2 separate regions of the Mus musculus genome follow, and region 2 is linked to region 1. A link is a contact called in ENCODE Hi-C or POLR2A ChIA-PET data. All regions are on one chromosome and are shown on one strand. Each heading gives the region's core, a stretch centred on a gene start or an enhancer-like site at or near the end of the contact. The rest is flanking DNA. Distances are from core to core; before and after follow the strand shown. Region 1 has its middle 7.9 kb from the start of Gm38753. Region 2 holds the start of Medag (mesenteric estrogen dependent adipogenesis).

Evidence for each region. Hi-C counts contacts between places; a loop is a spot of excess contacts on that map. ChIA-PET counts read pairs that join two places held with the same protein, here RNA polymerase II (POLR2A).
Region 2: a map of heart shows a loop between it and region 1 (2.0-fold over the local background). The contact joins the promoter of Medag here to the enhancer-like site in region 1. A Hi-C loop is called at or near these places in 4 of 37 maps with a recorded cell type or tissue (Patski, heart and left cerebral cortex). POLR2A ChIA-PET finds 5 or more read pairs at or near these places in 2 of 5 experiments (Patski and embryonic stem cell).

Annotation. Positions count from the first base shown.
Region 1 is chr5:149,371,649-149,379,204 of GRCm38, reverse strand. It overlaps a transcript of Medag not described here. Among named protein-coding and RNA genes, the nearest start is that of Gm38753, 7.9 kb to the right of the region's middle. Within about 2 kb of position 3,209, at least 1 of the 3 ENCODE cell types and tissues checked has a DNase peak (open chromatin) inside an H3K27ac peak, as active enhancers do; it is heart, where a contact is called at or near this core.
Region 2 is chr5:149,410,240-149,418,001 of GRCm38, reverse strand. Medag (mesenteric estrogen dependent adipogenesis) reads right to left here and starts at 6,253. Exons shown (of 5, transcript NM_027519.4): 1 at 5,747-6,253. The coding sequence starts at 6,024.

The DNA of each region.
Region 1 (7,556 bases), core at 1,960-4,459:
ACAAAGTTACTCAGGAGGGCTCTGCACTCTCCCTCCCGGCCATGACCACTGACCCAGCCTTCCTGCACTCCCCACAAGCTGGTCTGGAGCTGAGCACTGACCTAGAAGTTTCCATTTCATCCTTGCCCCAACACCAAAAGCCCAATTCTAACCTCAAACTTGGAAACAGAGACACTCCAGTCTAGAACAGTTAAGAAAGCGACACAGTCTCCCGAGAGGAAAGTGGTTCCAGTCCCTCACTCAACAGCAGGGCGGTGCTGACCTCCCTGCGTCCAGCCATGACCTGCCCTCCCTAGGGCAGGACCCCAGGGAGCACAGACAGCCCAAACTGAAACAAGTTCAAAGCTCCCAGGACCTGATCTCGGCCACCAGGATCAATTCATGCCTCATCACAGCTGCCTCGGAGGAATGGGGCCCCAAGACAGTCACCAGGGCTTTCTCCTGGCAGATGGCAGCTGACTCTGGCATTCTCATGTGGCTTCTGGGCATCCAGGGTGAGGGTGGGGGGAGAGCAATAAGACATTTCAGGTCCATTGATTCGTTCCTATCGATTAAACCTTCGTAAGTGGTTTCAGTTGTAGCATGGAAGATTTTAAGTCAAGATTTTACAACAAACCAAGAAGACAACTAGATCTGAGGAGCTAGAAGGTTTTGTACTTCCTAGATAAGGCTTTGCTTACTGAGGAAGTCTATGCAATTTCTGTCTGTCTGTCTGTCTGTCTGTCTGTCTCACCTTTTACATAGCCGAAAGTCCTACTATGTATAGTCACATGAGTCTGGAAGATTCTAAATGAAGGAGCCCTTGGGTATTTGTAGTTAGCTTGATGACTCCCAGCTTATCAGGTGGCAGAGGGCGTGTGTCAGTTCAGATTTTGGATCACAGGCAGGCTGTGTCCTCTGGGTTTACAGACTTACTTGATTTGGCACACTTGATGCTTTTCGTGGAAAACCTGACTCTTGTTGGAGAAAATCAGTTGACACAACAACCTAAGGGGCCATTTGGCCCAGGAGGCCGTGGTGGCACAGGTTGGCGTCAGATCTCCTTAGACAGTGCCTCCATCAGCTTAACATTGCCACCTTCCTGGTGTCTTTAAGAATATAAGTGGAGGGGCTGGAGAGATGGCTCAGTGGTTAAGAGCACTGACTGCTCTTCCAGAGGTCCTGAATTCAATTCCCAGCAACCACATGGTGGCTCACAGCCGTCTGTAATAGGATCCTATGCCCTCTTCTGGTGTGTCTGAAGACAGCGACAGTGCACTCATATACATTAAATTAATTAATTAATTAATTAATTAAATGCTTTACAAAGAATATAAGCCTGTAACATCATGAGACACTGCTGCCAGGTGCCAATCTCTCAAACACGCTCCTTTCTATTAAGGGAAATTCTAAGCCCTGGCAGGCGCCGTGATAGGGCATCATAGCACAGCGACAAGCTTTTGCATCGAAGGGTCGGTCTGATTCTCGCCCTTATTTTATGTCTTCATAGGAAAAAAAAAAAGTCAAATCAAGTCTATTTCTTCTTTTCCTTCTGGGGGGGAAGTCAGAAGTACTCATCAGGTGTGGAGATACAAACTTGCTTCTTCCCACTGACAACCCCCAACCCCCACTCCCAACACTGAGGGAAGTGTTCACTTCCGCCTAATGAGAGATCCAGAGCAGGAGGGGAGTGTGGTGTGGAGGATAAAGCCCAATCTACTGTTTATTCTGGCGCTAATCACAAGTGGTTTACAGAAAAATGCCCTCATTTGCTTCCAGCAGCTCCAGCCTCTCAGCCATGTGAAAGCTGTCTTCAGAGTCAATTGCCTGTCATTTTACTGATTTATGTTGAACAACGGCAAGGACCCCTCGAGGTATTCGTAGCTGGCTTGATGATTCACAGCGTATAAAGTGACACTGGGCAGTGTGCTTTGGTTCAAATTCCATCAAGATGGAATTTAAATTCCCTCCACTGTGTGTTCGCTGGGGAAATGCTTTGATGAGCAGGACCATTGAGCCTTAAAAGAAGGAGCAAGAGCAACCTGGGCTTCTTCAAATGGTGGCAGAGGCTGAGCCACATCTTCTTTTAGCCCTGGGATGTAAAAATGATACTCGAAGTGTTTAAAACAGCCATCATAGATGAGTTTCCCCAAGGAACGCCGATGAATGACAAAGGACAAAACCCATCCTGTAAGGTCGAAGGACCTGGGGATTCCCCTACTTGTTCAGATTCCTGCTTGTCAATGAACAGTATCTGATTTCCTTGGAACCTTCTAACAGGAAATTCCCTTTAAAAATGTAACTCTTGAAGGAATGGCCTGCTCAATTATTAACCCATTATAATGATTGTCTTCACTTCGGTGTTTCAAATAGTACAGATTTGCTTCCATGCCAGTACCCACACCCCATCCCCTCCAACCCCCCACACACTCACTGTCTGTCCTGAAGCACTAGAAGCCTCCACGTCTTTAGGAGTTACTCTCCCTCTTGGGTCCCGAGAGTCCCCACATGCTAGAAGATTCTTCCATGCTTCTCCCAGGATTCCTGAGCTACAACCCTGAAAACAGACAAGATGGAAGTGGATGCTTGTTTGTTCATTCGTTTGTTTCTTTGTTCATTTTTAAGTCCCCCCTTAAATCAACAAGAAGTCACACAGATGATTTAAGGATAGCCAACTGCTTTCTCCTGCATTTCTCAGATAACAAATTCATACAATGTTTCAACTGAAGATAGACTTTGAGCTCTGACTCGGCCCACAAAGTGAGGAAACCGAGGCACAGGGACTTCCCGAGCTCAACTGAGCCCCGGGATCCTTAAGGATCCAGTCACAAGCCAGACTGAGCTGTCCAAATGAAGGCCGGTTCCAATCTCATCTTACCCACATCTCTAGCTTGGGGGTGGGGGGCGAGGGGGGGTGGGGTGGGGAGTTGGAGGGGGGTGGAGGGGAGGTGGGGACTGCTCAATCCGACCCGTTCATTACTTTTAATTCCTCTCTCAGGCTCCAGTTCCCCCGCCCCTTTTCCCTGTCCCCTGCCCTATTTAGGCGTTTCCAAACTGGCTATGGTCTTTGTGCTCCTGATTTTTTAACTCCTTGCCTTTGAGCTGGGGCAGCTAGATTGAACTAGAGTCCCGGTGCCCTTGATGTGTGCTGTCTTACCTCATCACGCCACTAGGTGGCAGTGTTTCAGAGCAGTCCTGAGCCCTGCAACGTGGCTCTGGGCTGGGCCCGGGTTCTTTCCAGCACAAACAACAGTGAGCTAGCAGGCAGAGCACATATTCGCTGTCGTGCTTGGGAAAAGATGAGCATTCAATATTATGGTAACGAGGAACAGAGGTCTGCAACCTGTCCGCGTGCTTTCAGAGCCTGCTTTATCCACAAGGCTGACATCTGCCGTCACCTTCACAAAGGAATCTCAAGTGGGGAAAGCTGTTTGGGAGGTGCCCTTGAAACGAATTACTGTCACCTTCTGCCCTCTTCGGTTTTTTTTTTTTTCAGCCCACCATTGGGCCCCGATTTCATCCACAAAAAAGCATCAAGCAAAGAAGAAGAAAGGCAATCCCTGGGGCATTATGTGTGTGCTGGACAGGATAGTAATGGTGCAATCCTTCTAATGGCTTTGGTCACTGCAGGATGCTAGCTATTAGAAGGAGCCGTTTTAAGGGAGGAGGAGGGAATGGGGGGACGGTAGGGATATCTGCTGATTACAGTGCGGTCAGGAACAGAAAGTCCATTTAAAGGAACACAGGCATAAAGCTGGACAAAGGGGCGTTGTTTGTGGGCTTAAGGTATATTTAGGGCTTACAGTGTAGCATCTGAATTATTCGTATAGCTCAAACTCTAAGTGCAATGTCTATGATGGGAGACCATTCCAAGAGCTACTTGGCTCCACCCCTTTGTTAGGAAGTCCCTCAGGGAACTATCAGGAATGTGCCCTGAAATCCTTTACCCATTTACATCAGGGTCAATGGAAGACAAGCCAGATGTTTTCCTTTCAAACAGGTGAGAGCCGGATCAAAACTGTGAGGGGCGTGTTTGATTGCCTCGGCTTCTGCTCCAGTCTCCCCATCCCAGCCTCCATGTAAGAGACAGTCCTCAAATCCCACTGGTGGGCCAATCCCTCTTGCTTTACCCTCATTCCTTACTCTGTACTTTGCAACCCCTTACTGGCCTGACACTAAAATGAAGAAACTCCAGTCTTTCCCCAAGTATGACCCATTAGGAAATGAATGAAGTTCTCTCCACTTAAGAAAGCTGGGGCTGGCCTTCCGGGGACTCAGAATGGAGATAAAATGGGGCTTCCCCTCCAGCCAGGCTCTGGCTCAACAGGTAGCAACTGTTGCTCTATGTGTGGATTTTATACCCCGGCTTAAGGAGAAGAAAGATGTCAGTTGCTTAGATACCAGTGCATCCTATCATCAAGCAAAACGTCTGTCTCCTGAACTGAGAGTGCATATAACCCTGAGGAGAGAGAATTCCCGAACACAAAGCGGGGAACACTGGATGCTCTGTGGTGGGATCGAAACCCACACATGGGTGATGCTGATGTGCAGAGAGAGGCACGTGAGGTTACAGAAGCCATCATAGGACGTCTGAATGTGAGACCTCGGAGAAAGAGAGTAGTTTTAGGCACGGGGAAGGCAGGAGTTGTCTGAAGGATGGCCTCATGACCAGGCACAGGGGACAAGAACATATGTAAGGCTATTTACAAAGAAAGCCAGCATGCTTGCCTGTGAAGAGCACGGGGAGTGGGGAGCTCCGTAAAGAAAGGGGGTGAGACAACCAGTAAAGATCTGATCTAAAGAAGAACTAACAACCCACTGAAGTGAGACAGGTCATATTCAGTGCATTTACCTAGGGTAAGGCAGGAAGAGCCCCGGCCCTGCCTCGAAGAGGAACAACCACACAGCCAGACTCCACGGAGATGAGTGAGTCACGCAGAACCTGCCGATTTTAGAAATGAGGTCAGCAGACCAGGAGGCAGCTGCTGTTGACAAGACAGGTCATTCAGTTCCAAGAATAAGGACCATGCTATACCCCAGGGCACCACGAGGGTAGCACCTGGTCAGGAGGGAGGAGGAAGAAGGGTACAGGGCGTCACTGGGCATTGTGGGAGGGAGTGGTCATGGAAGAGTAAGCAGGCTCAGCTTAGGTGAAAATTATGCTTCTTAAGTCTGGGCTCTAGGGACTACCCTGAGCTGGGTACCTGGACTAGCAGTGATGGAGGAAGGTGGAGTGTACCTGTGAGAAAGAGAAGTCAGGAAAGGAGGTGGGCAGGGCAGGGGCTCTGGTTGGTTTACATCTGAGAGCCATGCTGGAGTGGGAGAGGAGAGGCAATTAGCTACTTCCCCTACGACTTCCCCCTCCAGAGTCAGTCAGGAAGGCCCCCAGATGTCCCCCCTCCAGAGTCAGTCAGGAAGGCCCTCAGATGTCCCCCCCTCCAGAGTCAGTCAGTAAGGTATCCAGATGTCCCCCCTCCAGAGTCAGTCAGGAAGGCCCCCAGATGTCCCCCTCCAGAGTCAGTCAGTAAGGTATCCATCCAGATGTTCCCCCTCCAGAGTCAGTCAGTAAGGCCCCCAGATGTCCCCCCTCCAGAGTCAGTCAGTAAGGTATCCAGATGTCCCCCCTCCAGAGTCAGTCAGGAAGGCCCCCAAGATGTCAAAACATCAGACGATAGAAACCAAAAGGCACAGCCAGTGCCCGGTGAGATCATTCAGGACAGTGCGTCTAGCAACGTTATCTCACTGCCCCTAAGGCTGTCACTCTGGGTTGGGTGACTCCTCCTCAGCCCCTCGCTGACTCTGCTCAGCGTCTCCCTTCAGGAATGAGACTCCCAGGAGAGGCCCAAATTGATTCGGTGGCCTCTGTCCAGCACTGGCTGTTCTGCATGGGCAGCTCTTTATGACAGGCTGCCTATGCTGGCTGCTCATGAATCAAGTGTCTACCCGTGGTCTAAGCCATTAAGAGTGGGCTCGTGGCTTGGCAAGCTACACTGAGGACCCCCTCCTGGTAGGGCAGGGGGTGGGGGATGGATGCATTAGCAGAGATGGCCTGAGCATTCCGAGAAGAAGAAAACATAAGGAAACAGCTCCTGGCTTTTCTCATACAAAGATTGCAGATAGCAGAACAGGAGTCCACCACAGCCGCAACTGTGTCTGAGAGCTCTAGACTAGATGACAGGTGGAACCGTTGTTTTTATATAGAAGATTCACTTGGTAATCATTTGTGATATAGGATGAAGAGGAAGGTGCCTGGAAGATTCATGGGGGTCTAACGATAGGTCTTCATAGGCCCCTGAAACTGGAGAAGGACCCTGGCTTTGGAGACAAAGAAGAAAGGGCGGTCCTCAGAAACCAGGGCTGGGTAGCTGACTGTCCAAGTACAGAGAGAAAGGACAACTCACAGACAATGTGAGACTTAAAGGCCCCAGAGGAAGAAGGACATCATCCCACTAGCAAAACCCCAGCAAAGCGCAGAAAGAGGACAGACGCAGGAGGATTCCATTCAGACCCATGAAGTGAGTGTGACACCAGACACATGACTCATTACTTGTACGCAGTTAACCAAAATATTTGAGGAAAGAACTTAACTGATTTGGGCTCCTGCTTTCAGAGGCGTTACTCTGTCAAGGTGGGGAAGGTGCAGTGTCACAGAACAGTCCAACAACATCATGGTGGGCAGGATGCAGAGGGGAATCCCCAGAAGAGTCTAGGGCAAGATATAGCCCCTAAAACTCTAGTCCAAGCCTCTAGACACCCACTTCTCTAATTGGGCAGCAAGTCCCAGCATCTTCCAATCACCTATTCAAATTTTAAACCCATCAATGGATCTGAGCATCCACTAGTTGAGAGCCTTTGTCTTTTAATAGTCTCTAGACTATTAAATCGTCTCCCTTACAGGCTTGCCTGGGGGTGTGCATTACCAGTCTCCTAGGCGGCTCTCAGTCCAACCAAACTAACTAAATCAACCACAGCACAAGGCAGCAGCCTCCAGCTACTGCTGGGCAGGAAGCCTTGTGACTCTGCCAGCGATGCTCTCCTAAGCCGTCAAAGAAGTGTCTCTCGATTTTCACCCACGTGTTCAGCAACTCTACAGACACAAGTACCACATTCCCGGGTATCCTCAGAGCCCTCAAAAGTCGAGATCCTGTATGTGTAGAGAAGAGGTGCTGGTAATTCTTATTCAGGGATCTCCCCCCACCTCTGACTCTCTGAGCATCCATTAAAGACTTGCCTCCAGGACTGATATTCAAGCCAGAAAGAGGAGAACACAGGCTCAGAGATCATGTGCAATGAGCTCTGCTGTGCGTGTGTGCATCCAGGTCTTCTGTGCATTCTCAAGGAAGAATGTTGAAATGTTTGCTAAGCTTTGGGTTATCTTTCATTCTTAGTGTGTTTTAATTTTATTTTATGTGTCTATGTGTTTTGCATATATATATACATACATATATACACACACATATATACACATACATACATATATGTATATATATATATATGCATTCAGTGTAGTGTCTGCAGAGGTCAGAAGAGAGCATCAGATCTCCCAGAAACTGGAGTTACGGATGGTTGTGAGCCAC
Region 2 (7,762 bases), core at 5,004-7,503, 36 kb before region 1:
GAGACTAGTAAATAGACAGAGTGTGGCTTAAAATCAGAGCAAGGCTCTGAAGGCACAAAGCCAGGAAAGGAGTGCCTGGGCTATGATGTCTTAGGCGATTTAACTTAGCTCACACTCATTTTCACCACCAGGAAAGGAAGCTAGCAGCTTCCCACAAGTGGGTGACTGGATCAAATGGTGCAAAGGGGGGGTTGTGGGGCTACTAAGTAACAATACCAAGACTAACACCTGACAAGGGTCAATACCTGCTATGACTTGTTTCTCTTGGATTTCATCAATTTAAATTCTGATACAGCAATGTTTTAAGACTGGGGTGATCCTTTTTAAATAGGTTTTTGTTTTTTTTTAATTATGGGTGCATGTGTTTCTGGGGGTGTTTGTGCATGTGAGTGCAGTTGCCCACTGAGGCCAGAAGGTGGCACCAGATACAGCCCAGAGCTGGAGTTTACAGCCACTTGATTTAGATGGCTAGGAATAAAACTGCAGTTCTCGCTAAGCCATACCCATTTTGTCTTTATTTTATATGGCGATTATTATCCTCGTGCCATTATTATTCTCAGCCGTGGAAACTGAGTTACACAGAAGGTAAGGAAATGTCCCAGGGTTGTTCCACTGATACAGCGCAGAACTGGCCACTCAGGCTCACACACACTTCCTCTGGACTGGCTCCCACCTAGATCACAGTTCAGTGTGTCCCGGAGAAGGTTTCTGCACACGTAGGTTTGTAGGTCTGAGACAGGAGGAAGAGGAGGGGTCTCAAGACAGAGCCCAAGCTAGCAGAAGAGACCTGCAAGCTGCCCCCGGGAGAGGCAATCTTGTGCAGGCTGACAAACAGCCAGCACTCCTCACTGTAGAGTGGTGATGAGGCTTGGACAGCACAGGCCTTTACCCATAATACCCAAGCATCCTACTCCCCAGGGGCCCCTGGGGAGGAGAGGTCTGTTGCTTATCTCCTGGCTAGTTGGCTGTAGATAGGGGCAGATTCTATCTTTTTTTTTTTCCTTTAAAATCTGCACTTTTTAAAGACTGCTTTATATTCAATGTAAATGACGGATAGAAACCCAGTTATTTATTTGGGGCTCCTGGACCTGTGAGAAACTGCCACCAGCCATTGGAAGGCAGAGCCACTTCCTTTTTGAGGCAGTTTCCTGAAAACACAGGCATAGTTAGACAACGCTCCTTAGAAACCACGGGTTTTCTTTCATAGCATTCATTACTAATACTCATTTTCCCATCATTAAAAAAAAAAAAAACTAAACAACAGTGGTGCCCCCGTTGTAACATATTACAAGATGACACTGGCAAATACTTTGCACCCTTCTGGGGATTCACGTTAATATTAGTAGCCACCCTTTCTGTTTTATTCTAGATTACCCAGGAGCCTCTTTTACACCAGGAAGCAGTGCACGGGCAGAATTCAAGGTCATATTTGCCAGACATTGTCACTGCATGTCTGTCATAGGCTGCATCCTAGATGGTGTGTATGTGAGTCTGTGTATGTGTGTGCATGTGTGTGTGTGTGTGTGTGTGTGTGTGTGTGACCGTGTGTGTGTGCCCATGTGTGATAGTCAATGTGGGTTGGCCTTTCAAGTCACTTAGTAACCACTGATGTGTTTTATAAAATGGTGACGCTGATGCAGTGGAAGGGAATGCACTGAGTGGCCCATGGCAAAGTGTCCCTTGGGGGGGGGAGGGGTGCGGGGAGGCAGTAGCAGTGGACACATGAGGAAGACAGAATAGGTAGGCAGCAAGAGAGAGAGAGAGAGAGAGAGAGAGAGAGAGAGAGAGGAAACCAGCAGGGGATACGTGGGGAAGACAGAGAGAGAATAGGTAGAGAGGGAGGAAATAGGTAGAAAGCGAGAAGATAGAGAGTTCTTTTTATACACTCATACCTGCATGTTGCTAGGTAACTGTTGGGCAGAGCCTAGAGGAAATGCTAACAACCATTATATAAGGGTAGTGTCCTAAGCAGGCTTTAGATATGACATGGACAGAAATCTTGAACTTAAAAGAAAAATGGCAATGGTGGTGGTGGTGATAATGGTTTGCTCATTAACTCTACAGATTAAGACAAGTATTTTAAGAGCAGATATTTAGAGGACCTTTATGGCCATCACTAAGCAATTGGGAAGAACTTGGCTTCTGTAGTTTATATTTAGTTACTGTTGTGTTTAGAAGTTTAAGTATTGGAAAAAGAATGGAGAAAGGAGGACAGATGCCCTTAATGAGGGACTCATTTGAATGTCAAGGGCAATGGCTCTCAGCGTTTAGGGTTTCTTGGGAAAGGACCCAGGAAAGGAATAGAACACACTTGAGACCCTGAGTCTTGATTACACTATGGACTTATTCCACACCCAAAATGATCATCACAGGAGACAAAACCTAATAATTAATACAACAAGGGTTCTTGTCCACACATCTCTGGCACAGGGACACAGAGAATACACCCACATCTCTGGTAAGGTCAATACAAAGTCGTCAAAAGCCCCATGCTCCAAAGAGCCTGCGCTGGCCTTTTGCAATCCCTAACCTTCCCGGCAGCCACTTGTACACAGATGTCTTCCCACAGCTAAGGTGGGAATGCAGTAGTTTTGGAAAAAGATGAAATTCAGCAAGTTCATCACCTCTAGGCTCTGACTTGTGACAAATGTGGAGCTTGGACTATGGACAAGCGGACGCTGCAGATGCCTGACATGGTGAAGCCAGGCTGCTCCTCCACCCGAGTTGCCTAGGTTTGAGGAAATCCAGCTGAAACACTATGCCGGGGACGTTCAAAATCGACGTCTCCTATGGCACAGCAGCAATAAAATCAGACTGGAGGCACGGATGGATGGATGGATGGTTGGATGGATGGATGGATGGATGGATGGACAGATGGATGGATAGATGGACAGACAGACAGACAGACAGACAAGACTTAGCTGTGGTACATATTTTGATAGAAGCAGTGTACGCTACAGAGACAGACAAGCAGGAAATAGTTCAGAAACCTTGTATCCACTTGGTTTGAGATATGCCCACTTCCTCTTCTAATATTGAACTCTCTCACTTGAGACTCTCACACCAGAACAATGCACCCAGCAACCTGTCATGACCTAAGATACCCACGTGCATGGAGCTGCTTGCACACCCACACCCACACACACTTGGAACGGAAAAATGCCCCCCCCCCCCACACACACATTTAATGACCTTCAAACTTAAATTCTATTCAATTATACGCCAGTCAGGTCAATCAGGAGGGCAAGGGTGAAGACAATCTAGCCTGAACTTGTCTTGGGTACATTCACAATAAGGCAAACTGTGCCCTATAAAATGTGAGGATGCTCTGGTGTCCACCTTATGCCCATGCACTGTCGACACAATTGGAATGATTAAAATCAGACTCTACAAGGAAAGGGGTGTGTGTACGCAGTGAGTAACAGCTTACATAATCCAAGCTGATCAAACAAAACAGACCCACCCAAAGTATGAGCCTCCCCCCCTCCAGCTCCTCCTTCCTTTCAGCCATATAAAGAAGCCCAAGCCTTCGCTCAAGTGGCCCGCTGTCACTCTTAACAGTAGATTCCTGTCTAATTTGTACTATTGCTTTGCCTTGAGTAGAATTATCCTGGGGCTGGAGAGACGGCTCATCACAACAGTCTGTAACTCCAGCTCCAGGGGATCTGATGCCTCTGGCGGCCACTGGAATCTGTACTCACATGTGCACACACCCACATTGAGATATACACACTGACACACAACTAAAAGCATAGTAAAAAATGAATTTTCAAAAAACAATAGAGCTTTGCTACTACTTTGCAACCATGTGTGTGTGTGTGTCTATCTATCTATATCTATATCTATATCCATATCCATATCTATATCTATCTATCCATCTATATAAAATTCCGAGAATCTGGAAACATCAAATCAGACCTGTGCCTGGTAACGCTATCTCCAATGTCAAAACGCCACTGGATCCATCCATCTTGCAGAACAGAGCGAAAGGCTCTTGATGAGGCTAAGTTCAGAGTGCTTCCATATCCCAGTCCTCTGCCTAGAAAGCACTCTCCATTCAGACTTGTCTCCCTACCAGCCACTCTTCAGGCTGCCCACACAGTGATAAAAGCTGCCTCCTACCACGGCATGCCCCGTACAAGAAGACATGCTGCTACTTCCACTGTTCAAGTCTTTCTCAGTGGAGCCTTTGCACCTCGGGGGTATGAAAGCCCTCACGTGATGGTGTGCGCCAGGAGAAGCCAGTGTGTGTGTGGATTTCATTGCTCCCTGGTCTGTGTCACCTAGTCTTATGACTACACTCTAACTTGCCCAGGGACTGCTGCTGGTTTTCATTTACTTACATAAAGATGTTCGAAGAAAAAAATTTAGTGACAAGCCTCAAATCTATTCTAAAATTTCCTGTATCGTATGCTAAGATCGGGGGCTCTGATTCTATCAAACACCTTACCTCTGGCTTCAGCTCACTGGGGAACACTGTAATCCTCCTGAGGGAGGGAGGGAGGGAGGGAGGGAGGGAGGGAGGGAGGGAGGGAGGGAGAGGTGCACCAATGCAGACATGCCCTTCTTATTCATTTCAAATGGGTCCTCTCACTGAACCAGGAGCTTGTCAGTTTAGGGACCAGCTGGAGGCCAGCAAGCCTCCATGATTGTCCTGTCACCATGCCCCTAGTACACAGAGAGACATTTTTGCAAGGGAGCTAGGAATCCAAACTCAAGTCCTCTCACTTCAGGCACTGAATCATCTCCCCAACCCCAACCTGTTTCTACCATAGCTCTTTCCACTGCCCCCCTCTTACAAATTAGCATTTTTATTTCCCATCCACAGAGAAATTCTCAGTAGGGACTATTTTTCTCCGACATTCAGAACTCATACCATCTCGAGGGTCCTACCTGCATGCAGTTGGAAGAATGCACCAGCAGTGTCTAGCCCTTTGGCTGCACCCTAGCCCAGTGATAAATACATCGTATCTTCACAATCGGGCCGGCTGCGGATCGCTCAGACTCCAGACTCACTTGGTTCTGGGGCACTGAGCACCCTATTATACATGGATGAGGGCCATGTACCCTATTCCTTCAAGGTGACCCGGTAATGCTGAGATCAAAGTTGGCTTCCACATCCTTGCCAGCTTCAAGCCTACCAATGGACGTCTGAGTCCTCTTGGCCACGACAGCTCCTGAGGACCACTGGATAAAGGCCAGGGTCTCACAGTGCTCTGCAAAAAACCACGAAGCTATCTTTGCCCTTATTTCTGCCCAAGCTGTCTATTCACCCAAGAGCCAACACGGGGTCTGGGGTTCTGGGGGCCCTTTTTCTTCTTCACTATAGTTGCTTGGTTTAAGAAACACCGAGAGAGCAATTACTCTGGGAAAATGAACTATCTGCATGCTCCAGCTGCATAAAGTTATTCTCGCTCATAACTAAAGCTAGGTGCGAGGATCCGCATCCAAGACATCTCCTGAGGGTTGTGCCTGCACACTGAGCTCATCCGACCTAGTTTAAGGGCAGAATGGAAAAAACTTGCCACCAGCTTGTTGGGTGGGACTGAGTGTGCTTCCCACCCGATCCTCCCTACATTCTCAGCAAAACGCCCTAGTTACCTGCTTGGGGGCTGGGGGGAGGAGGGTTCGGGCTGTAGGGTGGCAGGTAGGTTATCTCCATCTCCAGTCCCCAGTCTACCAGAGACAGGGCAGCAGCCAGATAGAGGATTTGCTCCAGGCTAGAGCACACGGTGTGGCCACCTACCTCTTGATGTAGCTGCTGAGGCGATAGAGCTGCCCTTCTAGGCGCACAAGGCCGTCCCCGAAGACGTTGAAGCCCCCACGTGCGGCCGCGGGTTCCCCGGGCCCGGGCACCAGGAGCTGCTCACCGCGCAGTTGGAAGGCACCAGGCTGTAGGCGGAGCAGCTGCGACAGGGGCAGCAGGGCCAGCTCGCAGTCGCACGTCCACAGACTGCGCAGCTCCCCGGATGAAATGGAGGTCAGGCTGGGTCTGGCCACAGGCTCGCACGCTGCAGTGGCCATACTCAGGCTGTGGCTCTGTCCCCTTCCTACCCTGAGGGTCGCTAAGTGGGAGGAGTAAATCTGTGGTCTGTCCCGAGCTACCTTGGGCTGCGTGCAAGTAGTAAGTAGCTCAGGAGCCCTCTTGTCACCTTGAAGGTTGCCCACCCTTGTGGAGCGCTGCAGGCAGGACACTGAGAAAGCGGTCCCCGCGCTGCGCAGCCCCTTTTATCAGGCACCAGGCACGCCCCTCCGGCCCCCAGGCAGGACCCCAGATGCTCCTCCGCTCCGGCAGAGCAATCAGTGTTTCATAACTTGGCATGCTCCCACCTCGCCTGCTCACAGCCAAGACTAACTTAGTCATCCCACTCGGGTCAGACACTCAGCCCCCGCGCGGGGCCCTCCCTGCCTGGTCCACACTGCATGGTGCAGCATCCTCCCCACGACAGATGCCCAGGCCTGGCTCAGCGCCGATTAATCCCTCAGGTACCACAAAGCGTTCCTGACCACTTCTCCACCTGGGGCCCAGGGGCTGTCAGCTTAGGCTGGGAGTTGCTGCATCCGTATCTACATCCCCCATTCTATGCCTCATCTGTCTGCAGCTCACTCCACCTCCACCTAGATGACCCAGCTTTTCCTTCTCTCAGCACTTCCTGGAGCGGGTTCCCACCCAGCATCCTTCCATGAAGGCCTGCCACTTTCCCAAAAGGTTTTCCTGCATCCCCTGTGCACTCCAGACCTTGACCCTCTTGCTTTTCGCTGCCCGGTGGCCCCTTGACAGCTTTGTGCTTGGATTCAAGCGGGAAGTCCCCTAGCAGGCCTTCCCAGCCCTAGTCCCAGAATCTGTTAATTTGCTCAGTTTATAAATATTTGAGTGCTCTGGCTACGTGCTCACACGTCTCCTGAGGGATGAAAAGACTATTCCTTTCAATTTAATTAAATGACTATTTCCAGCCTATCTAGTAGAAGATGAAGAATAAGCTAAATCCTGAGAATGTGGGTGGATAACCACAACCCCTGTTATCATCCAACTTGTAGTCTAACAGAGGAGCAGGCATGTGTTCCAGCAATTACATTGACTGAGTCTCTGCTCTCGGTAAGCTGGCATGAGACTCCAGGCAGCGCCGAGAGGTAAAATTTAGAGTCTATCTTCAGTTTGTCTCTGAGAGCCTCCATAGAGCCTGGGTTTAATTGATTCAAACAGAAGCATTTCTGCTACATTTCACTTTTGCCATTTACTTTTGAAGGTTTTAAGTTATTTTTATTTGTGTGTGTGTGTGTGTGTGTGTGTGTGTGTGTGTGTGTATGAGTGTTTGCATGTATGTATGCACACCTCATAACCACCGAACCATCATCTCTCCAGCACCCTCACCCCAGGTGTTGTAGAATTTTTATTCTGCTTGCTTCATTTGATGGTAAGAAGCACGTTGTGTTTCAAACAGCACTGCCTTGGTAAACTATTTCAAACCACTAAGCTATTTTCCATCAAAGGAATGCACTCTTCTTTGTCTAGACTTTCCTTTACTGCAACATTAAAATCACTTTGTTTTCTCTTACTATGGTAACACACCATTACACTTTCCATCTTTTCTGCACTCCCTCCCCTCTCAGAAATGGAGTTGCTGGGATAAGTGACAGGAGACAATGCAAGGCTTATGCTTATAGTTAAGAGGTGACAGCCTGAAGATCTAGCCATCCTCATGTGCCCATACTTGGGTAATAGTGATGTCATCAAGGCACAGGGGCAGCCTTCTAGCCTCAG